3 separate regions of the Homo sapiens genome follow, and regions 1 and 3 are each linked to region 2. Evidence: chromatin loops called from intact Hi-C (ENCODE). Cell type or tissue: heart left ventricle. All regions are shown on one strand.

Evidence for each region. A loop is a pair of places that touch in the nucleus more often than their neighbours do. Peaks named below come from ENCODE experiments on the same cell type or tissue, not always from the same donor. Only the 100,000 strongest peaks of a DNase experiment are listed, where the experiment ranks them.
Region 1: it touches region 2 in a loop (2.0-fold over the local background); 4 of 110 quality-filtered maps call a loop at or near these places.
Region 3: a loop joins it to region 2, with 3 times the contacts of the local background. A loop is called at or near these places in 4 of 110 quality-filtered maps.

Annotation. Positions count from the first base shown.
Region 1 is chrX:39,311,107-39,319,106 of GRCh38, reverse strand. All of the region lies in intron 2 of LINC01281 (long intergenic non-protein coding RNA 1281), which reads left to right. Among named protein-coding and RNA genes, the nearest start is that of LINC01281, 12 kb to the left of the region's middle. In heart left ventricle, no CTCF peak of the experiment used is centred here; no DNase peak of the experiment used is centred here; H3K27ac peaks cover 417 bases.
Region 2 is chrX:39,414,753-39,422,752 of GRCh38, reverse strand. The region is part of intron 1 of LINC01283 (long intergenic non-protein coding RNA 1283); the gene reads left to right. Among named protein-coding and RNA genes, the nearest start is that of LINC01283, 16 kb to the left of the region's middle. In heart left ventricle, no CTCF peak of the experiment used is centred here; a DNase peak (open chromatin) is centred at 3,312; H3K27ac peaks cover 1,333 bases.
Region 3 is chrX:39,333,250-39,341,249 of GRCh38, reverse strand. No RefSeq gene overlaps it. Among named protein-coding and RNA genes, the nearest start is that of LINC01281, 9.9 kb to the right of the region's middle. RefSeq lists an enhancer at 4,150-4,229. In heart left ventricle, no CTCF peak of the experiment used is centred here; no DNase peak of the experiment used is centred here; H3K27ac peaks cover 1,394 bases.

The sequences.
Region 1 (8,000 bases), 100 kb after region 2:
CAAACCAGAAGTGGAACAATCCCTGTTACATTATTAATCCCTGGAGCCATGTAAAGTTTCATCTGTTTTCTCTCAACGATTTGTTACAAACTACATTTTCCAAAAGCTGCAAGACCTACGACCAAACAGCATCTTTCACATGTGTGTGAAAATCCTGGGGTAACTCCTACAGGGCTAAGAGCAGAGGGCATGGGTTCTAATCTTGCCTTTGACACAAGCCAGCTGTGTGACGATGACAGGGCCACCTTTCCCCTCTGAACTTCAGTGTCTGTATTGGTTAGCTATTGCATGTAAAAATACCCACAGTCTTAGTAGCATACAACAATAACAATTAGTATCACAGATCTGCGGGTCGGCTGGGGTTTGGCCAATCTAGTCTGGGCTCAGCTTAGCAGCAATGCTTCAGACTGTAGTGGTTCTGCTTCATATCACAGGACTGGGGCTTGGATGGGCTAACTCTGCTCCACATGCTAGTGGGCTAGACAGCTGTTATGGTTTGAATGGTTTTGTCTCCTCCAAAATTCATATGTTTGAAATTTAATCTCCAATGCAACAGTGTTGGGAGGTGGGGCCTCTTGGAAGGTGTTTAGATTATGAAGGCTCTGCTCTCATGAATGAATTAATGCTGATAATGCTTGTAGGAGTGGGTTCACTCTCTTCTGCTCTTCTGCCATGTGAGGGCACAGAGTTCATCTGTCTTGCCCTCCCACCTTCTGCCACATGAAGAAGCAGCAAGAAGGCCCTCACCCAGGTGTCAGTGCCTTGATCTTGGACTTCCAGCCTCCAGAACTATGAAATAAATAAATTTCTGAGGTATTCTGTTATAGCAGTACAAATGGACTAAGACAACAGGCATGTTCTCTGCAACAGCAGAGGTATCAGGAGGAAGTGGAAATATGTGAGACCTGTTAAGGCCTAGGCTTAGAACTAGCATAAGTCCCACTCCACTGGCCAAAGCAAGTCAGTTGGCCCCAAATCAAGAGGTAGAAAGTATGCTCCACCCATGATATGCCATGACCATGATGCGACTGCAGGTTGGGGTGAAGAAGCATCAGGACCATTTATTCGACCTACCATAGTCTCCTCACTTATAACATGAGAAGATCAGCAGATCACATGGTTCCTTGGGCCCCTCATAACCTAAATATTCTGTAGGTCTAAATAATGATGTAGAAGCAGAACAGTGTAAAAGGATATAAACCAGTGAAAAAAACCAAGAAATAAATCTGGTATGTCTTAATAAAATTTCTCTGAATGTATGAGCAAATTACAACCAGGTACAAAGAGATGGCTTTTGAAACCTGCCCACCTCACTCAAATCGGGCAACTAATTTTCACAAGCTCAGCATATGTGAGCATCTATATAAAAATGCAGAAGGGCCCTGCTCCAAGTTTCCCCACCTGTCCTCGCCTCCCTAATACCAATAAGGTGATTTAACCTGAAGAAGAGGTCAAGAGCTGAGCACCTCCCAATGTGTACATGTTTTCTGCTTTAGAGGCAAAAGAAGCAGCTTCCTACTAGAGAATATGCAATAAAAAAATTATATCAGCAGGACTCTCTTTGCTGGAAGTGTGAACTTGATAGAAATCAGAAATGCAAATGGTATTCAAGTGCGGTTAAAACTTCCACTTTCCAAAAGGGGGAAAAATTAATTGCTTTTATACTTACTGTAGTGATAAGCCGGAGGCACATGCTATACACAAGGAACAGCATCCAGAAACCTTCCAAGAGGTGGAGGGAAGGGAGGCAATAAATCTCCCCTAGAAAGCCTCACGTTCCTCACTGCAGATGTGCATGGCATGTAATTTTTTAGCTGTGTGGTTCAGGGACCTGCTAAGAGTTTCAGATTCAACCGACTTCTGTGAAGGCTTGAGAAGGAGATGTTTGGGAAATGCTCATAAATGATAAAAGAAGAGCTTAAGCAGTGAGTAGGTGTCCAGAACCTCTCAGTTGCTGAGGAAAAGGTGTTAGTTTATGGATTTTTATTGCAAGGACATCTGCAGCTTCTCAGCTTTATGGAGCACATATGTTTGCAAGAAAGTCCCACAAGCCTCAAATCATGTCCACCTTTTTCAGAGGGTGGGCCCTGGAGGGAATGCCCATGGTGTATGGATTGATAGGACTTCCATGAATGGGGTAACTATTTTGTCCAGTTTTCCTGGGACAGTGCCAGTTTATTTCTGTTACTTCAGTACCTTATCTAGTTAGCAACCTCATTCACTCTCAAAAGTCTCAGTGGCACAATAACTTTGAAAAACTGTTAGCCTGAAAGACCAGGCTGTGCATTAGACCCATTCATCCATTCAGTTAGCATTCCACTATGAGGACCTGGGCAAACACCTGTTATTTCCCTAGAGTTTATGAATTCCTAAAGACAAGGGCTGTGTTTCATCCATTTTTTTTTAACTTTAAGTTCTAGGGTACATGTGCACAATGTGCAGGTTTGATACATAGGTATACATGTGCCATGTTGGTGTGCTGCACCCCTCAACTCCTCATTTACATTAGGTATTTCTCCTAATGCTATCCCTCCCCCAGCCCCCCACCCCCCGATAGGCCCCGGTGTGTGGTGTTCCCTGCCCTGTGTCCAAGTGTACTCACTGTTCAATTCCCACCTATGAGTGACAACATGCAGTGTTTGGTTTTCTGTCCTTGTGATAGTTTGCCAAGAATGATGGTTTTCAGCTTCATCCATGTCCCTGCAAAGGACATGAACTCATCCTTTTTATGGCTGCATAGTATTCCACAGTGTATATGGTTTCACCCATTTTTGAGGCTACGGCCCTTCTCCTCTTCTCTCTTCCAGTTGTTTCTCCCTGCTCCCCCAGGTTCTGTTCTGCCATTCACAGCCTTGACTCTCACATTATTTTCTAGAAGACTCTTGTCTCCCCAGTCCTCACCATAACCCCCTCCAACAGCCATTAGTTCTGTGGCTACATCCCTGGATCAGCCCAAAGGTTGATGAACATTGCATCATTCACAATCTCCAAGTCAGACTACGTCAATAGAGGGCCATGCCATTAACTCCCCCAGGGACTTCTAGAACTCATAACTCCCTCAGTCTCCATATCATTTTTGTCATACAAAACAAACAAAACCGAGATGTATTCTCTAAATTTAAGATCATATTTCAGAGACAGCAATAATCTTGGATATGTGGAGACTAGCTAGATGTCCCTCAAAAACATTTTGCTTTGTTCCTGGGTACACAACTGGACTATGTTTCCCAGTGGTCCTTGGGGTAAATTGTGGCCATGTGACTGACTTCTGGCCCATTACATGTAGACAGAAGTGATGTATATTACTTCCTGGTCCGATCCATAAATACAGATGCTCCTTGACTTATGATGGGGTTATGCTGTGAAAAACTCACTGTAATTGGAAAATATTATAAGTTGAAAATGCATTTAATGCACCCAACCTACACAACCTCATAGCCTACCTTAAACATGCTCAGAACACGTTTGCCTATGATTGGGCAAAATTACCTAATAGAAAGCATGTTTTATAATAAAATGTTAAATATCTCATGTAATTTACTGAACACTGTACTGAAAGTGACAAAGAGAATTGTTGTATGGATACTTGAATTATAATTTCTACTGAGTGCGTATCACTTTCACACCATTGTAAAGTCATAAAATTGTAAGCCTAATCATAGTAAGTTGAACCACTGTAAGTCAAAAACTATCTGTATTTCCCACATGGTCCTTTGATGTGTTTCTTCCATTTCCCATATCTGGGGGTTGGATATTGATGCCCACAATGGTGTTGGAAGACAGGATGAGATTCTCAGCCCTGGCTGCCCAAGAGAGACACCAGGATACTTAAAACAAAATTCTGTGCACACATCCCACCCTGAACTAATGGAATTAGAATTTCTACTGTCAGAGAGGCAGAGCTCTCCATAGGTTTGAACACCTCAGTGACTGTGTGAAGAAAAGTCCCTGCTTCTTCCACCAAGTGTACTTTACCTGAAAAAAAACAAACAAACAAAAAAACACTTCCATTGTGTTAGGCTCGTTCTGGCTTTACTTTAACTAATACAATGAGCAACTGCATTTCTACAAATGGATTCACCAGTCATATTCTTACCAATTCCTGGATGAAAGGAGGCTGTTGGTAGGAGGTGAGTAAAGAGATTCACATCAAGGAAAGGGGCACAGGCCTCCCACTGATCATCTAGGAAATACTTGAGAACCTAGGGTTGTGAAAGGAGAATTGTGGTATGGTGAGGAGTGGACAGATGGAGAAAGGAAGCTGAGGCCTGCAGGCCCTATTTTTATATGGTCTGAGAAAGCAGGTATGAGTGTGTGTGATAAGGGAGTGTGTTTTGTGAGTTGATGATATTAGGCTGAACTTGAAGTCCTCCTAACTTTGGAAATAAATTACTTGGATTACAACACTTTTCAATTGGATGACAAATCTCCTTGTACTTATGTGGCCATGCTCCTCTACGTGGAGGCATGCCTCCCTGGCTAAGAGAAATTGGCTTGCTACAAAGGTTTTGCATTCTTGCTGGTTCAACATGGGTCTTTGGCTTAAGGCTAACCATCCTGGAAGCCCATGAACTGGATGCTCTTGCTTAACTAAATGACTTTTCCTGGCTCTTACCAAGAGCTTCATTCTCTTTCTCCTTTTCCTTTTCTTCTCCTCCTCCTTCTCCTCCTCTTTTCTTCCTTTTCCTCTCCCTTCCCCTCCCTCTGTCCTTCCTTTGCCCCCTGCACTTTCCCCAACCTCTCCCCTCCCTTCTCTTTCTTCCTCTCTTCCTCTTTCTCTCCCTCTACCTTTGACCTTCCTTTCCCTTTCCCCTCCTTAGCCTCCCTTTCCCTCTCTTCCTTCTTCTCCTTCTGTCCTTCCCCTTCACCTCCTCTCCAGGTTTTTTAACAAAAAGGTAGCTTTCCACTCCAGTCACATCCCTTGAAATCCTGACCAGCCAGGCTATGGAGGTGATTGTTAATTGGCTCATTATTCACTTATTCTTTCAATCAACACTGTTGGTTGGGCGGGGCTTTGTTGGGTAAGGATGGGTCTTGCCAGGGTTACCACTGTGCTACAAGTGGACATACAGAGACAAAAGAGATTATCTTTGTTGTAGAAATAGTCAGTCTTATGAACAGCAAAAGTGGGCAGTTACATGGTCAGGAACCAAGGAAGCAGTTAAGCAAATCATTAAGAGTTAAAGGCTGCCTCATATCTAGCAGAAGAGACCTCAAATCCCCAAGGAGCAGACGATTCTGTTTATGAAGAGCCCATCACTGATGCTGGACGTTTTTGTTTTGTGGGTACAAGGCAAGTAGAACCCTCGCTATGGAGAAGGCTTGTCAAAGACTGTCCCTCCATGAAGCTCAGGGAGGAGGAACTTGATATTTTCTAGGGAAGGTTAGGGCAAATGTACATAGGAGCAAGAGATCTTGTAAGAAAAATGGGATAGTAATCTTGACACCTTCTTTCTGGGGGTTTTAGACCATCCCTGAGGGACTGAGGAGCATGATGTTGCCAAGCAAGAAGCCTGGTGTTCATGCATGAAGAGGAAAAGAGAGGGTGCATTGCTGAGCTGGTGTGTCCTTGGAAAGTTGCCTAGGAGGGCATCTAGAAAACAGATGTTTAGAAACAAAAGAAAACCCAGGAGCCCAGTTCTACTGTGGTCTGGGACTACCACAGACAAGTGTAAATCTTGGAGTTGCATGCCTAGTTCCACAGCATGGAACAAAGTTGGACTTAGACTGTGTACCACCAGCATTTCCCTGTTTCCTGGGTGATGGCGTTATGGACTTTAAACTTTTTTATTATGAATTAAAACACACATATGCAGAAGCTCACTTAATGACCACACAAGCCCCATCTGTGTCAAGCACCACCTGGGTCAAGACATAAAGCAAAACAAGCACCCTAGAAGCCTCCTTCATGCCCTCTTCTTATTATGCCCATTTCTTCCACTGTACACATCTTAATTTCTAACACCACACCTTCCTCTTGCCTGCTTTTGAAATAGACACGTAAATGAACTTATGTGATCTGGACTCTTGCATCTGGCTTCTTTTGCTCAATATTACATTTGTGAGATCCATCCATGTTGCTGTTCATTTTCCTTGCTTTGTAGTACTTCATTGTATGAATATATGCTGATCCATCTATCCATGCCCTTTTTGATGTATATTGGGCGGCTTCCAGTCTGGCTGTTCCAAACCAAGCTTCTGTTAAGATTCTGGAACATGTTGCCTAGGAACACAAGGACCATTTGGTGAATGATGATAATGAGACCATGGCTGGAAAAGATTTTCTCAATTTTTTTGACTCCTTGAGCAAGTGTGCTCTGGCAGCACTTGGACTCATTATGGGATGCAGAGAGAGAAGGAAGGGTAGCAGCAGGTGCTAGAGAAGAGACATTGCAAGATGGGGAGTTCTAATCAAAGTAAGTTGAACATTAAAAAAAGACATACCTCAGACTGAGGAAACTGAATAAACTGAGTTTCTCAAATAATCTATTTTTTCCCCCCATGATGCTGGAGTGTGAATAAGAAAAGGCCCCAGTAACAGTACCAAGAATAGTCACTGGCTCTGGTTACCTCAGTGAAATTTCTGGAACTCTGGCTTGAAGTTCTCTCCTTGGCCGCAACAGGATGGTCCTATGTGAGCCTGCCCTAGCCCCCCTCCTCAGTTCCTGTTCAGATGTGACTGTCCTTCATCCACTCATCTCGTGCATAGCTTGCTCCTCTCGGCTCAGTTCTCCATCTCTCCAGAGTCAGAGCCTTGTATCCATCAGGGGCCCCACATTCTTCCTTCTTAGGTCAGTTACTCACTGTTACAGGGTGGCACACTCACTGTGCTGTGCTCCTAGCTACCCCTCTGCTCTCATCCAGCATCCATTCGTTCGTTGAACAAATGCTTATTGGCCAGGTGCGGTGGCTCATGCCTGTAATCCCAGCACTTTGGGTGAGACAGGAGGATGGCATGGGGCCAGGAGTCCGAGACCAGCCTGAGCAACATATTGAGACCTCCATCTTTACCAAAAAGAAAAAAAAAAGTGCCTATTGACAGATACTTGGTGCCAGGATGGGCACCTTTCTTTCATGTCAGAGCCACTGCCTAAGAGCTTAATGAAACAACTGCCTAAGAACCTCCAACCCTGGGCTGCCATGATCTCTCTCATGGTACAACGGGTTCTTAGGTAAACATTTCTTCTACCAGGCTTCCTACCCATGCCCTCACCCCATTCTGGGCCTTGCTCTGCAACCAGCACAGTACAATGTAGTTCAGAGGAACTCGACCCACCCTATCTATGCTGAAGTGCTCACAGGCCTTCCTGTGGGGGTTGTAGGTAGCCCAGGAGTAGCAGAGCCTCCTGTATTTGCCCTTTACCATCCAGTAGAAGAGAGAATCTCTTCTTGTAGCTCCAGAAAAAGAAAGGAGCATTCTCACCTTTCCTTCATCCCCATGCAGGGTGGGGGATGGAGAGAAGTGGGGAGGGGACAGCAAGCTTGTTTGATAAGTCCCTCTCCTGGGGATACTAACTCATCTTCTCTTTTCCTTCTTTTGGGACAAGCAGATAGCCCGTGGATTGTGCTTTTTCATTTATGATAGACTATTCAGCAGAAGAAAGAACAACAAAGGCAACAGCCTTTCAGTTCTCTTTGGACTGCACATGAAATCAAACCTGGAACAGCCGTCCCCTGTGTTCTTCTCTCTGCTGCCCTGCCTGTTGCCTTTCTCTGCTCTAATTAATTCTGTTGATTCTCACATCCCCACTCCTGGGCTCCTCTATATAGCTGTGTAGGTCGTGCACTGTATAAACTCTCCCATCCCCAATCCCCTCTGTGTTTTGCCTGCCATGCCTCCCCAGTCCCTTTAACCCCATAGAGCCCTTCTTACTTCATTTCCTGCAAGTTCCTCTTCCCTAACTGCCTCAAGAGAGAAGAAGCCTGACCTCTGTAGGGCCTGACCCACATTTATCACCCTTGGCAGGGTAGGGCAGGGCCAAAGCCAGGTGTCTACTGCT
Region 2 (8,000 bases):
AGGTGATTGAATCATGGGGGTTGTTTCTAATGGTTTAGCACCATCCCCTAGTGCTGTCTTGAGACAGAGTGCTCATGAGATCTGGTTGTTTAAAAGTGTGTAGCATTTCTCCCTTCTTTTGCTCTCTCCTGTACCGCCATGTGAAGATGTGCCTGCTTTCCCTTTTTCCCCTTTGCCTTCTGCCATGATTGTAAGTTTCCTGAGGCCTCCCCAGCCATGCTTCCTGTACAGCCTGCAGAACTGTGAGTCAATTAACCCTCTTTTCTTCATAAATCACCCAGTCTCGGGTAGTTCTTTTATTTTATTTTATTTTTATTTATTTATTTTTTTGACAGAGTCTTGCTGTGTCGCCAGGCTGGAGTGCAGTGGTGCCATCTCAGCTCACTGCAACTTCCATCTCCCGGGTTCAAGCCATTCCCCTGGCTCAGCCTATCGAGTAGCTGGGACTACAGGTGCGTTCCATCACGCCCAGCTAATTTTTTGTATTTTAGTAGAGATGGGGTTTCGGCATGTTGGCCAAGATGGTCTTGATCTCCTGACCTCGTGATCCACCTGCCTCAGCCTCCCAAAGTGCTGGGATTACAGGGGTGAGCCACCGAGCCTGGCCTCAGGTAGTTCTTCACAGCAATGAGAGAATGGACTAATGCAGTTGCTATAAGTCTCATTTGCTATAAGTCTCATTGCTGTTGTGAGCATGGAGACAGCTCTATCCTGGAGCCCTGGGCTTGGGGCACCCAGAGAAGACAGGAGGGCTTCATACCAAGGGTGGCCTTCCCAGCACCACATCCAGCCCTCCTGCTCACTGCAGGGCAGCTGTGACACATTCATCCAATGAAAGGGTCACCAGGGGAAGGTCACCATTGAGCAGAAGGTGAGATGGGGGCTGGGTCTCTCACAGTGCCTCCTTTCTCCAGCCTCCTCAGCAGAGACTATAGGGCCAGGAGGAGGTGACGTGGTGGCAACTCAGACCTAGTCCCACTGATCACATGATGCTGGGGAGCACTGAATGGTTGTTGGAGCATCTGGACCTATGACAGGACCTTGTGACTTAGCCCTAGGAGGGCTGTGCCCATGCTTCTGCCCCTTTGCCTGTCGATGATGGAGAACTGTCCAGTGATCGCCTGCACAGAGGTCGGTCTGCCATCCTCTTGCAAGATTAATGCCTGTAGTCCCACTCTCTGCTGCAGGTGCTGTCCTCTATAGGAGCCACTGGCCACATATGGCTTTTTAAATTGAAATATAAATTAAGAGTAAATAGAACGAAACAATCAGTTTCTCAGTCCTACTGGCCACATTTCAAGTGTTCAGTAGGGACCTGCGGCTGGGAGGCCACTATATCGAGTAGCACAGATCTAGACCATTTCCATTATCATAGAAAGTTTTGTTGTATAGTGCTGAGTTAGAGGATGGGACAGGCTGTTTGACATTTACTTGCTGATGCTCACAGTAAACTGGCCACCCCAGGGGTAAGGCTTGTGGGGTGGGGCAGTGTGCCATCAGAGAATTCTACTCGATGCCTGCCTCTTCATTCCTCCACAGCCTTCATGGTTCACCTCAAATGTCACTTCCTCTGTGAATGACTCACTCCATTCCTGGGATCCCATGACACTCACAAACACAAATAACATACTATTCCATGCTTGGAATTATGCAGAATCATGTATGTTGCAGTCTGCCCCCATGTGACCGTCAAGTCTTTCGATGGCAGTGACTGTGCCTTATTTAGCTGTGTATAGCCAAAGCTTGTGGATGCTCAATAAATATCTGTCGCATTACATGTCACAGAGCCCATTCTCCCTCCATGAGTGTGTGTTCGCACAGGTCACTTAACCTGTCTGAGCTCCAGCTGTATTGGCGTTAAAATGTAGGTGCCTGGGACTGGTTATATTATTGAGACATGCAGTGAAAACCATGCATAAGATTGGCAGAAGCTTCTTTGGGTGTGATGTAATAGAAAATAGATCTTGGTAACAGGCATGTTTCTTCCACTCACCAGCTGTGTGACCTTGACCAATGTACCCAACAGCTCTGAGCCTTTCAATTCCCACTTGTGACAAGGAAGTGAGGAGAGTTATTGTGGAAGTGGTGCTGGGAACAGGGCCTGGAATATTATGGGGGCTTACTACCCATTAAAACCTAACCTATTTGCAGATAAAACCACAATCTCTGGAAACACGGGTTGGCGGTCCTGGGAGAGCCCAGGGCAGGGCTTGGAGCTGGAACTCCCCCCAGCACATGGCAGTCTGCCTCCGCGAGTTGTTCTTCTCAATGCACCTGATGGTGGTGGTGAGCATAATTCATCCTTGCTCACGGTTAATGGCTGGTGACATTTTGAAGATGGCTGCCTGGCTTTGGCTTTGCGGGCAGCAGGGGAATTTAAAAATGCCCAATTGATGTCAGGTTCCAAGAAATACAAAATAGAATTGCACACAGCACCTGAGAGCAGACACAGTCACGAGAGTGAGATGAAGGCTCTCAGATTCCCCCGCAACCCCCTGACCTTGCCCCCAGTGACTGAGAGTTGGTGGCCAGAGGGGGTCATCTGTCCTACCTGTTTGGACATGCTGAAATGGTGGACCAATTTACCATGGACAGAAGCATTTCGTGGGGACTTGGGGATTAAAATTCCACATGTCTGGAATCGATATTCTATGCTGGTGTTATAATTCACTTTTTGAGAGAGGACGCAGCTCTCCGAATTCTTGGGTGAAGTAAATCACATATCTATGGGATTAAGGGGATTCCCCTGCTTATAAATCGCACCCAGCAGTGGGTGGGTAGATGGTGTGGAGGAGGATGGTGGGGGAGGGGCAGAGGAATGGAGTCTCTGAGTCCCACTGGAGACCCTCGATCACAGCATTTCACGGGAGGCCAGCACGCCAGAGTGAGCATCAGACCGGTGTGATTTTTCTGATGGGAATGACACAAAAAGGTGGACTGGAGTACTTGGGTTGGCAGAAGCAGCCAGAAATGACTTTAAAGTCAGGCAGGCTGTTTAGGTAAGCACCATAAACAGCTGGGCCCCTTTCTGACACCAACATTAGCTACCGCATCTTAAAAGAAAACAACATGGACAGATTTACAGGATATTTTTTTTCCCCTTAGACTTGCTACTGAGTGTGTGTCTCTGCTCATTTTGTTCTGCTTTGCGGGGACAAATTCGGATCAATGACCTTGAATGTATCAGGCTCTTTCACATGGGGCAGAGCCAATTTGGACTGACTCCCAGCTAGTGTCCTTCACCCTTTCCCCTTCCTCAGAGGCCCTCCCAGACACTTTTTCCTTTGGGGAGAGAAACCCTGGCAGAAGCTCTTAAGAGCTGGCAGGAGGCCCGTGTCCCCAGCAGGATCACTGGAGCTTCCTTGGACTACAAGTCCAGGGAGGGCCAAGACTGGAAGTGAAATGCATTTCTTGTTGTCAGCCTGTTCCCTAATGGGTAACAGTTGATGTCGCAGAATCAGCCTGATGATTTGGCATGATTAGAAGGCGCCGCTTCTTAGGCGGGCCTGGGGATCATGGCTTGAGTGTGGAATTAGCTCTCAGCGCCCCAGGGAGGGATCCAAATCCCGCTAGAGAGAAGCCCCCACTCCCGCTAAGGAAGCAGAGGTAATAACTAATAACCTTCCCTCCGCCCCGCCTTCCCCTAACCTTGTCGTGAACCGTGGTTGTTTTGTTCAAAGAAGTGCTCGTGCAACCAGGCTCACTTTAATGAAAAGCAGACCCTTGCTCACCGTTGCCCCTCCTTGGGCAACAGAGATAAAAACCTAATGGCATGTCAGATCCTTGATGGCAAACTCGCCAGGAAAACAAAATTATCAGGGTAGAGCGGAGGCAGCGGACCGTATCTGCTTTTGTACCATAAAATAACATAACCCGATGACCCCCTCATTTGCTGAAGGGGCACCCGGCTGGAAACACGGAGGCCTCTCACAAAAGTTCCCGCTGCCTGTCACGGCCACGAGTCGGCTTCGAAACAACCTTGCTCCCAGCTCTCTTTTCTTCCCCTCCCCTCAGGCATCTCGGCCTTCATTTCGAATTTCCAAGGCACAAGCCCTTGATGACAACACGTTTATTACCATACAAATTGTGAGACTCTTGACAGGAAAAAGTCCTCAGACGGTTTCCTGTGCAGACACACACACCCACCCACACACACTCTATTCCACACTGAAAAACAAAATTCCCAAACTATCTCTATCAGATAACAATGTCAAAAAGTCCCTTACCTAACAAGTCACTGAAAGACTGTCTTGACAATTCATACAATGACGTTTAATTGCATCCAAGAGATGTTTTGAAACAATGTCAGAAGTTGAAGAATGGTGAAAGTCCTTTAAGAACAACACTCTTGTCAGAAGAGCATAGTGACCTCAAGGAAACTTTCCTGAGTCATGAGCCTGGCTGCCATGGCTACTTCTCTCTTTCTTCTTCTCTCCCTCCTTCCACCTGTCACAAACATTTATAGAGCATATATCATGAGCCAAGGTCCACGATAGGTTCTGGAGAAACACCCTTAAGCAAGACAGGAATGATCCCTGACTAATTTCTGACCACTCATCTGTAGCAGAGCTGCTTCTTGCCCCCCAACATCCAATATCACTTTCTTTCTCAATAATAAGATCCCCAATTTTTAGCTAGGCATGTGGGTCTCCATAACAAAAAATACATGTCCCAGCCTCCCTTTCAGCAAGGTGCAATCATGGGACTAAGTTCTAACTAATGGGATGTAAGCAGAAGTATTGTGTGACATTTCCAGGAAATGTTATTAAAGCAAGGGAAGCGTATAATTTCCTCCATCTTCCTCCTTGTGGGTTGGAATGTGGATATGATGGCTAGAATTCAAGCAGCCATATTTTACCATGAGGTAGAAGTCATGAATGGCTAATGGTAGAAGAGCAAGATAGAGCCTTCAATTGTAGAATCACTTTGGAAAACTGGTAATCTCCTACAAAATTAAACATGTACCTATACTATACTCAGCAATTCTACTCCCACTCATTACCCAAGAGAAATGAAAACCTATTTCCACACACAGATTTGCACACAAATGTTGGTAACAAATTTTTTTCCTAATAATCCCAAACTGGATAAAATCTAAATGTCCCTCAACAGGTGAATAAACAAATTATGGTGTATTCATACCATGGAAGACTAATAAGCAATAAAAAAGAACTACTGATACAGCAACATCAGTAAATCCCAAAAGCATTATATTGAGTGAAAGAAGCCAGAAACAAAGGAATAGCTACTGTATGACTCCATTTATATGGAATTCTAGAGCAGGCAAATCCATTCCCTGGTGATAAATGTCAAATCACTTGGAGAGGGGCACAAGGAAACTTCTGAGCTGATGGAAATGTTCTCTTTTGGTTGGGCAGTTAATTACATGGTGCAAACATTTGTCAAAATTCATCAGGATCTGTGTATTTCACCGCATGCAAATTATACAATAGTAATGACAATGATATTGATAACAATAATAGCCTGGTCCTTTCGACTTTGTCATGCCACCTTTTCAGCCCTCAACCGTCCACCTCTGAACCTGATTTATTATGAGAGAAAGAAACTTCAGCCAGTCTTCTTTGGCATTTTCTATCACTTTTAGCTAATCCTGTCTTGACAGCACTACATCTTCTCCATGCCAGTCACCGGTCATGCAGCTGACTCCTCCCTCTGCTCTGAATGGTAAAGTCCACAAGGGAGTAGGTCCCAGGAGCTATGACACAGGTGGAATTTGACAACAAGGTTAATCCAAGTGCTGCAGTTTTGAAAAGTCTCACTCCAGCCCTTGTTTCAGGATTTCCCCAGCCTGAACACACAGCCAAGTCTCCTCACTCATTCTCAGCCCACCCAGGAGAGTAGAGCATTGCAGAGTCCGTGCCCTCACACCTGGCAGCCCATTTGGCAAGCAGGATCCCACCTTGTGAGGTTCACTTTGGTCACCCGATTATTCTTGAATGCCGGTACCAGGACTATTCTTAGCACACCGTCAATCCCCAGGAGACTCTGAAGATGCACGTGGCTGAGTAACAGCTGCATCGCGGCTATTACCAATGCCATTATCATCATCATTATTGCAGAGATTCAGCTTTTGTGGTATGCCAATCAGGGGACGTTTGGGGGCCTTTTCCATAATTGGAAGAACCAGTCCAGGGCACGCGTGGGTTTCCATTCAGAGTGGGTGTGACCTCACGGGAAGCATACTTTCTTGTACATAGCTGGGGCTGGCATTTCTTGTCCAGTAGGCAACTGCCTGTGTGGAGGGATTTCAGGTTGATCTTCTGTCCTTCTCTCCTATCTTGCCCAGTCCTGCCACCTCTGTCCCACCAAGTAGTCCCCTCACCAGCAACCACAAATTCTACAATTAGGGATTCATTCCTTTGACTTTACATTTTCTCTGCCATTAAAATGCAAATCCTCCTGCCAGCTTTCCAAGAATTGTATTTTATTTCTTTTTTTCTCATTTTTCCCTTTTAAAATAAGGAGGTAGAATACATAAAGGGCCTCATGAGAGGGTATTATTGTGGAAGGAAGAGCATGAAGAAAAGGGAGATGGGGCAAGGTCAGTGAGGACAAAACAACAAGAATGGCGAGTACTTCCTGTGTTTCCAGCATGCCCTGGGTTTCGGCTCACATGATGTTATGAGAGTGACCCTCTTCTGAAGTTTTCTTTAACAAACGCTTGGTGCCTACTATACACCCAGGCACTGTCGCAACAGCTGTATGAAACTTAACTCATTTCATTCTCATGTTAACTCCAAGAGGTGAGTTTATTAGTATCCACAGATTACAGAGAAGGAAACTGAGGCACAGAGAGATTAAGTAACTTGCTCAAGGTCACATGGCTGGTATGTAGCAGAGCTGGGATCCCAATCCCTGCCACCTTGCTGCAGAGGCTGTGCTCATAAGAATTTTTATGTAACTTTATGTAACTATAAAAGAGCAGGTTATTGCTCTGCCATCATTGGATGGTCTCAATTGCCCAGATATCTTGCTTTTTTTTTGAGACAGGGTCTCACTCTGTCACCCAGGCTGGAATGCAGTGGCACGATCTCGGCTCACCACAACCTCCACCTCCCAGGCTCAGGGCTCAGCCTCCCGAGTAGCTGGGATTATAGGTGCACACCACCACACCTGGCTAATTTTTGTATTTTTAGTAGAGATGAGTTTTCACCATGTTGGCCAGGCTGGTCTCAAACTCTTAACCTTGAATGATCCACCTGCCTCAGCCTCCTAAAGTGCTGGGATTACAGGTGTGAGCCACTGCACCCAGCCGATATCTTGCTTTTTTACTCATACAATATTTCTTTCAAATAGATACTATTGTAATTTTTTTACAATGAGATGTTTTCATTGTAAGGGTGCACCCACATATTCCCAGCATTTCACTTTCCTCCCAATATACTTTTCCAAAGGAAAAAGATGTGGTATCTGTTTCATTTTTTTAAAAAAAAATGTCTACAAACAAAACACCAGGAAAATAACAAAAAAACCCAACTAGTGGATGCCGTGCCATCAGCTCAGAGACACCGGGACCCAGGGTGCATCCCCTCAGGCCTCTGAGATACATTTTCTGAGATTTTAGGGTGAGGGTTCTTAAACAACAAGAGGGGAGAAACCTAAAAATATTGTTCAACCTGGAGATGCCACAGGTGAAGAAAGGAGACACCACCCCGAGGAGCAGCGAGGACAAATATTGGAGTGTTTCTGATGGGAGAAAAGCCAATGTGTAGAAAAGGTCTCTTGTGTTAGCTGTGGCAGCTGTGGAAGGTGCTGGAAGCTGTCGGCTCCAGCACTGGCACTTCTATAGACCTAGGCAGTTGGGAGCCTGCCAAGGCCGGGAGTGGGGGGTGACATTTTGGAGAACAACACCTGGAGCCTTTTTTCCCCAAGAAATAAAAACCACATGTGTAACTAAGGGGAAGCAGACCATTCCACAGATAATTTCCTATTCATACCTGGGTGGAATTGGAATCTTCTGTGAACTTTGCTCCTGCCTC
Region 3 (8,000 bases), 82 kb after region 2:
TCATCTTACTAAAACACAAATCTGATCACGGCCCTCCCCTAATAAAATCCCTTGAGATTTTCCATAGCTTTCAAGGAAAAGGCCAAAATCATTGATATGGCAAATGAGGCTACCATCTATGAATCTAACACCGCCTCTCATACATCCTACACTCATGGACTCATTTCCATGCACAGTCTGACATATCCATGCCTTGCTGTATGTGAGTCTTGTGTCCTGACACCTTCTCCCTCTTCTTCATCCATCTCTGATTTACAAGATTCATCTCAGACATTGCTTCTCCCAGCAATGTCTTCTTGCCCCCACTCCATGTTCTCAATAGATGTGCCTGTTGCTCTCAAAGGGCTCTGCATTCCCTGTACCCAGCATAGTATTTGCCGCATGGTGAAGTTGACCAAAGAATTTTTAGTTCAAACTGGGACACTTCTGAGAGTGAAAGGGGATATTCATAATAATTATATAAAGACAACTCAGACTATCCTAGGGTAGTCACCACGTATTGTCACCCTAACACCCATAGTAGATGCCCAATTCATATTCAATTCAATTATCAACAAACTCACATAATCCCTACAAATTTAGTGAAGTGATCTCATAAACAGAGCTCACATATCACAGGAGGCGTCCAAGATGAGCCATTGGAGGCCAGAAGTATTAGAAAAAAATATATATAAATATATTCACATATATAATTTCTCCTAAATCTCTCTTCTGTATGTTTGACTATTGGATCAGTCAGCTGGCGTCACAATTATGGTGAATGACAAAATCACCCTCAAACTTTGTGACTTAAAATAACAAACATTTATCCTCATTTTCATGTTTGTGGGTTGGCTGACTCAGGCTCTTCTGGGCTGCCAAGCTGCAGGTTGAGCATTGGTCTGCTCCACGTGCGTCTCTTCCTCCTTGGACCTGCCTGCTACCTGTCAGGTTCTTCTCATGGCAATGGCAGATTTGTTAAAGGGTTAGCCAAAACTTGCAATGATATTTCACATCTCTGACTGCATCACATGTGCTAACATCCCATTGTCCAAAACAAGTCACAAGCCCAAGCTCAATGTCAAGGAGTGAGGAGATATACTATGGCTACCATGATGTCATGGCAGGAATGTGAATGTACAATACTACTCCAGAGGAGTGAAGAACTGGAACCAATAATTCAATTTATCTCATTATGTATGCATTATATTAGGGCAGTAGTATACACACACATACACACAAACATGCACACACCTGGAGCCACTATATAACTTATAGATACATATGTGTTTTTATATATATATATATATAATATAATATATATATTTTATACATACACACATACATACACACATATATGTAAATATGGAACTCAAAATATTTCATGGATCAACAGAATTTGGACACAGCATCATATTATTACCATATGGTAGGTAGTACGTCTGTTAGTGCTCAGTAGTCATTGATTGCCTCTCCCAGGAATCATAAATACCCTTTTGTTGACAGTTGAAAATACTTAGCCATGCTGTCTTATATCCAGTGGCACATCAGTGTCCTAAGGAATCTCAAGGTCTTGTGACATAGGTACCTCAGATGCTGAGATTCAGGAGAACCAGGTTCCCATCCAGCTCTGCCACTTACAAACCACATGATATTGGGTCTCCCTCTGAATGTTTTGGGGGCTCAGTTTCCTCTTCTGTAAGAGGGAGCTATATTACCTGCCCCATCTACTTTATGGAGTTGCTGTAAAGATGAAATAATGAGAAACATCTTAGAAAGTATATGTTATCTTAAGGCTAGGCCCTGCAAGCAGCAGCCTCTGAGGCAAGGACTGAAGTGTGAGTTGTTTATGTAGAAGCTGACCAAGGGAGCACTGCTGGAGAGTGGGAAGTGAGACAGGGAAGGGAAGGCAGCCAATAAAAGGCATGCTGATGAGCACGTTATTGCTGTGGGCCACTGGGGCTCAGTCCCACTAGGTCTTCTGGGAGATGCTACAGAGCACATGTTAAAGTTGTCCACCCAAGGGATGCACAAGCTGGACTATGTATGCACCAACTTCCTGTCTGGCATTGGTTGGTGGCTGCTTCCTCTGCCCATCAGAATAGTCCAAGATTCCATATCTTGGCTACTGTGAATAGTGCCGCAATCAACATGGGAGTGCAGATGTCTCTTTGACATACTGATTTTCTTATGTTTGAGACATGTCTGCACTCTCATGTTGATAGAAGTACTATTCACATTGGCCAAGATGTGGAATCCACCTAAGTGTCTATCAACAGATGAATGGACAAAGAAAATGCGGTGCATATACACAATGGAATATTATTCAGCCTTTAAAAAGAACAAAATTCCATCATTTGCAGCAACATGGATGAGCTTGGAGGACCTTATGTTAAGTGAAATAAGCGAGCCACACAAAGATAGATGCTGCATGTTCTCACTTACATGTGGGAGCTAAAAATAGTTGATGTGATAGAAGTAGAGAGTAGAAGAGTGATTACTAAGAGGCTAGAGAGAGTGGAGTTGGGAGGAAGGATAGGGAGAGGTTGGTTAACAGATACAAGAGTACAAACAGGTAGGAAGAATAAATTCTAGTGTTCTATAGCAGTATAGGGTGACTATAATTAACAAAAATTATATATTTTCAAATAGCTAGAAGAGTGGATTTTGAATGTTCCCAACACAAAGAAATGGTAAATGATTCAGGTGATGGATATAGTACTTATCCTGATTTGATCACCGCACATTGTGCTCATGTATCAGAACATCACACTGTACCTGATTAATATGTACAATTATTGTGTGTCAATTAAAAATAATAATAAAAGCCAAAAGAATTGTCCAGGAGTCTATGACACTGAGTCAATAATCTCTCCAGAGCAGAGTATCTGCCTGACCTCATTTGTGAAAATACATTTGTATGGAACTTCAGACTATTTCAAGCACTTGTATTTACACATCACAAAGCAGTATAGTGTGACTGTTCTGAGCACTGATCCTGGAGCTAGGCTACCTGGGTTCAAATCCCACCTCTGCCACTTACCAATTGTGTGCCCTTGGGCAAGTTATTCAACCTCTCTGTGCCTACATTTCTTATGTGAAAAATGGAGATAAAATAATGGTACCTATCTAGTGGAGTGGCTGTGACTATTGAATAAATTAATAAAAGTAAAGCTTTTGAAACAGTGTCAGGCACTCAGCAGGTAACAGTTTATGATATTCTTATAAATCATATACAAAGCAAGTAAAGAGTATGATTCCTTTTTGAAAGCTGGGGAAACTGAGGCAGGGGGAAACTTGCACACTCATCTGTCAGATTTGGTTGCTTTCTTTAACTCTACCCTCAGCCCTTGCCCAGTCCTTAGTTTCTACCTGGTCTGAGTTGGCAAAGGCTGGCTTCTGTGAGCTCACACGCTCCAGGCTCTGGCACAGCTGGAAACACCGGTGTGTGTGTGTGTCCTCTGCATCCCAGTGGTTCTGAATGGCAGGCACTCAAGGAGAAAAAGGCAATGCTTCAGCATGAATGCACACAGCCAGCCCAAGCAGCCACCCTTCCAGGAGCTCTGGGCCCATTGGGCAGCCTCGAAGCAGGAGCTATTGGGTTCTGGATGGCATACTCCACACCTTCCCCTCCCTGTGTAGAGTTTGGCAGGTTCCCTGGTTCATGTTTGCTCCCCCACACACAGATGGTGCCTCTTCCAACACAAAGACAAACACAAACACTGCTCTCTCTTCCCACGGCATCTTCTAGAGACCTGGCGGACACATGGGCAGATTAGTCCGGATTAAAGTTGGTGATATTTTTCTGTCCTTGAAGAGAAAGAGAGAGAGAGAGAGAGAGAAGAGAGAAAGGGGGAGAGGGATAAGGGGGGAGAGGGATAAAGAGGGAGAGAGAGAGGGAGAAAGGGAGAGAAAGAGAGAGAGAGAGAGACCAACAGAATAAGGAAAAAAGACACAGAAGTGCATGGACCAAAAGAGAGGATCAAATTTCCTTGATATAAAGCCAGGATTTGGAAACAGAGGAGACAATTATAGTCTCTGCTTTCTGGCAAAGACACTCAGTGACAGTGGGTTCCTGTGGCCCTGAGTAAATCTGAAGGAGAGAGCAAGAGTTGGGGGCCTGCAAGTGTGACTGTGATAAGGACACTCATGTTGTTAGTACAGAGGAAAAACAAAGCACAAAGTGAAACTCTCAGAGTGTGTTCTATTGATAGATCTAAATCGAACACAGGAAACGGCCCTGGCCACAGGGATATTGTAAATATGAAGGCAGCCGTGGGACTTGTAGTGTGTGCATGAGGGTGTGGTGTAACTCAGGACTGCAGGACTTCGTGGTGGGTCTTCTGCCAGAAAGCAGTGGCTGTAATTGTCTCCCTCTCTTTTTCAACCCTGCCTTTAGACCTGGAAAGAGCTTTATCCTCCTTCTTGGTCTCTGAGGTCATTTGTTAATGTAATAGTTACTGGGTGTTCCTCTGAGATGCAGGCATTAGGCCAGGCACAAGAAATACACATATAAATATGATGTCAGCCCCAGGCTCCAGGAGCTCCCAGTCTGGAAGAGAAAACAGAAACATCGTCAAAGAAACCAGCTCCACAGCAGAGGGGGTCACAGAATAACATAAACATGCTCATGTGCAGTACAAACTCAGAGACATCAACTCCAAAGAGTAGGAAACTTGGTGATAACACTCAGAATCACCTAAGATGTGTGCTTCCTGAATGCAAAGCCTGGACACAACAGTGATCTGGGAGAGAGAGGCTGGCCCACAGGCTCCCTGGAGCTAACGATTGTCCACTTGGGCAGGGTCCTCTGATGGGGTAATCTGGGGGCTGCAGGAGAGGCCCTAAACAGCTCATCTCCCCACTGCCATCTCCATGTTACAATATCTAAAATTTCGACATGAAAGAAATACTTCCTCTTGGCTTTTTAAAAAGAATTTCTTTCATCTGTAGAAGCACTTCACACCTGGAGCAGCAGTAGCATTTTCGCTGGGCTGCCACTAACATTAGATCCCTTGATACCTGGGGCCTCTCAGGGCACCGAGTTTGCAGTTAAGGGAATTCCTGGAGGTGTGTGCAGTAAAGAAACATACAAAGGTGTTAGCAAGTCCCTAGACCTCTTTTCTGAAGGCTGAAAGGCGCTGGAGGAGAACAGAGTAGAGGTGAAGTGGTAGGTCCTAGAAGCACGGAGAGAGGACTGCCCCATGGCCTTGAGTAGCACTGCCTGTGGGTTGATGTATCTTTAGGAGGGGGTTACAAAAGCTCATTGGACAAACTGCTATGGGCTTAGGATGTGCTATGTGACAGGGTGTCTCTATATTTTTAGACACAAATTATTGATGGTGTCACAATGTTGAAAAGAGGCAGTTTGTGGCCATTTTTTCCAGGGGGAACACTTCTCATTTTCACGTATCAGTGTCTGAGTGACTTTGTGTGCCAGACACTGATGGTTGTTTAGACAAAGGGTGTTCCCCATTTTACCTTGCTAATGGAACTTTGGTTTGTTCATTGGCAATGTGCCCAGGCTCAAAGGATAAATCATGATTAGACCAAGGCAACCAGACAATTCTCTTTTGCAATTGACTAGTACCTTGTGACCCAGTTCTGGACCGTGAGATGTAAGAAGATCTGTGCTGGAGAGACACTGAGAAATACTAGCTCCTCGATAAAACAAGGCCACAAGAGAACAAGGCCTTTTACCCCTTCTTTTCTTCCTGCTTTGGATGCTGACATGTGAGGATGATGCCTGGGGCTGCTGAAGCCATCTTGAGACCATGAGGCAGCCAATCTGAGAATAAAGGCATCAGTCTGAGGATTGTGCAATTGGAGGATATTTGTTGGCCTGGTTAAGCTGCTGAACCAATCCTGCAACTGGCCACCTCCAGGCTACTGGTTAAGTAAGCAATATGCATACTTGTGGCATAAGCCACTGGTAGGTAGATTTTTCTGTTGTACTGAAATATATCCTAACTGCTATTTCATACTGACATTGGAAATTGGAGACCAGAGTAATCAATAAGATGAAAACATATACTGTTAATTCTTCCAGGTGGGAAATACAAGTTGTTTTCTGTTTAGGTAGAGCACTGAACCTCACAAACACCAAATTTATTTGTAAATCGATTGATTGTTCATTGGCGTTCATTATGAGGGAGCCTAGGACGGCAGAAAGCTCATGGGACTGGTGTCTAGATAGCAAAGTTTTGGTCTCAGGTCTGTGATCTCAGGCATCAGTTCTCTCTTTCTGTAGAAGAAACACAAAGGTTTGAAATTGAATCAAAGCCCGACATTCAATAGGGCATTAGTCCAGGACAAATTTTCCAGACTGTATTTTTTTTCTGTGACTGAAAACCCTTACTTCTTCAAATCTGAATCTTAAAAGATGAATAAAATTCATCTTTAAATAAAATATCTTTAATGTGAACTAATATTTTATTTTAGTGATAAAATAAATGAATAAAAAGAGTTTCAACTGGTTTCTCTTGTTTATTAAATAATGTAATAAATATATATTACATCTATATCATTTTTAATTGATCCATGGTGGAGAATTTGAAGAGCTTACCTTTTCTTAGTAGAGTTTGTGTTGGGAAACACAGAACTAGATGGCTCTGATTCTGAATAGAAAAATGTGTTAGAGTTCTTTGCCGATACAAAGAGCCAAAACGAAGGTTTCAGCTGGTGGTGTTCTAGTTTCAGGGGGCCAGGGCAGAAACACTTAGAACAGAAACTGGGATGGCATCCCAGCTTCCTGCCTGTTGTTCAAGCCCACCCTGACTTTCTGGGTGAGGGACCTGTTTGCCAATGCTATGCTTCACTTATGACCCTGAATAAAAATCTGGATACGCTGTTCTATGGAAGTAAAGCAAAAAACTTTAATTTAGGAACTGTCATATACTAGTGTATGGAAATCCATTTCTGAGGCCCTTTGAATTCTTGTTTTCATAGGACAAGATCAATGGCTAAGAATCAGATAGTCAAATGCTGGAGGACTCTTTACTGAGCTCTGCTACAGGCACAGTGCTATGTGAAGACATGGTCCTTCTTTTCTAGGATGTCTGTATGTATGCATAGTCTAGAGAAGCTGATATTACAAGAGGCCCAATCCCATTTTTCTGGACAGAAGGAAAGCAGTCGACAGTTATATAAATGGACAAATATAATTATATTGCTCTGGAGTGGGACTGCTCTATGATTTAATTAAATCAGACGCGTTTAGCCCATTTCAATGGCTATTGAGGCTTCTCACTTTCAGAGTAGCTTCAGAGAGCCTTTTGGACTGAATTGTCTCGATGCAAAACACAGCTGAGTTTTGAAAATGGAACCCAGTGTCCCCAGTGTATTTCTGCCCCCTGACAGCCTAGGAGTATTTTTTTTTTCAGAAAGTCGAGAATTCAATACATCATGATTCTTTTTTAAATCATAGAGCTTTCTGCAGCCAACCAATCTGGAGTCCCAGTGAGTTAACTGCATTCTTTATCCCAAGGCAGTTTGGTAGAAGAAATTCTATTAGTTCTGCTGGATGCTGGTCTGAGTCCCAATCAGAAGATGAAGCAAGAAGACGAGATTGGCTGAATATACATATGTTTGTTTTGGGGTGAGGGAGTATCTTAAGAAAAGAGAGTTGGATCAGAAATAGAGCTAGACTCAAAGAACACTGCAGGCGACAGAAGGCCAGCACACTATCTTTCCACATGGAAAAAGAATGCCTGAGAATGAAGCTAATGCCAAGGAAAGCAAAATGAGATGGAGAAAAGGAGACAGAGTTGGAATCTGAACTCTTAGCTACAAGCAAAGCTTTATATTTCTGATATATGTAAACCAATAAACTCCTCTTTTTATTAAGAATAATAAAAAGCCAAGCGTACCACAGATTTGGTCCAAAAAGTCTAGCTTCTTCAGCAGGAAGGCAGGTAGCAAGGAAAGTCCTCAAATTTTCAGAAATGTAAAGAAAGAATTAAAAAATGGGATCAGAGACTGTGAAAAAATAAAGGTGATAATAAAAGTGCTTTGGAGGTATG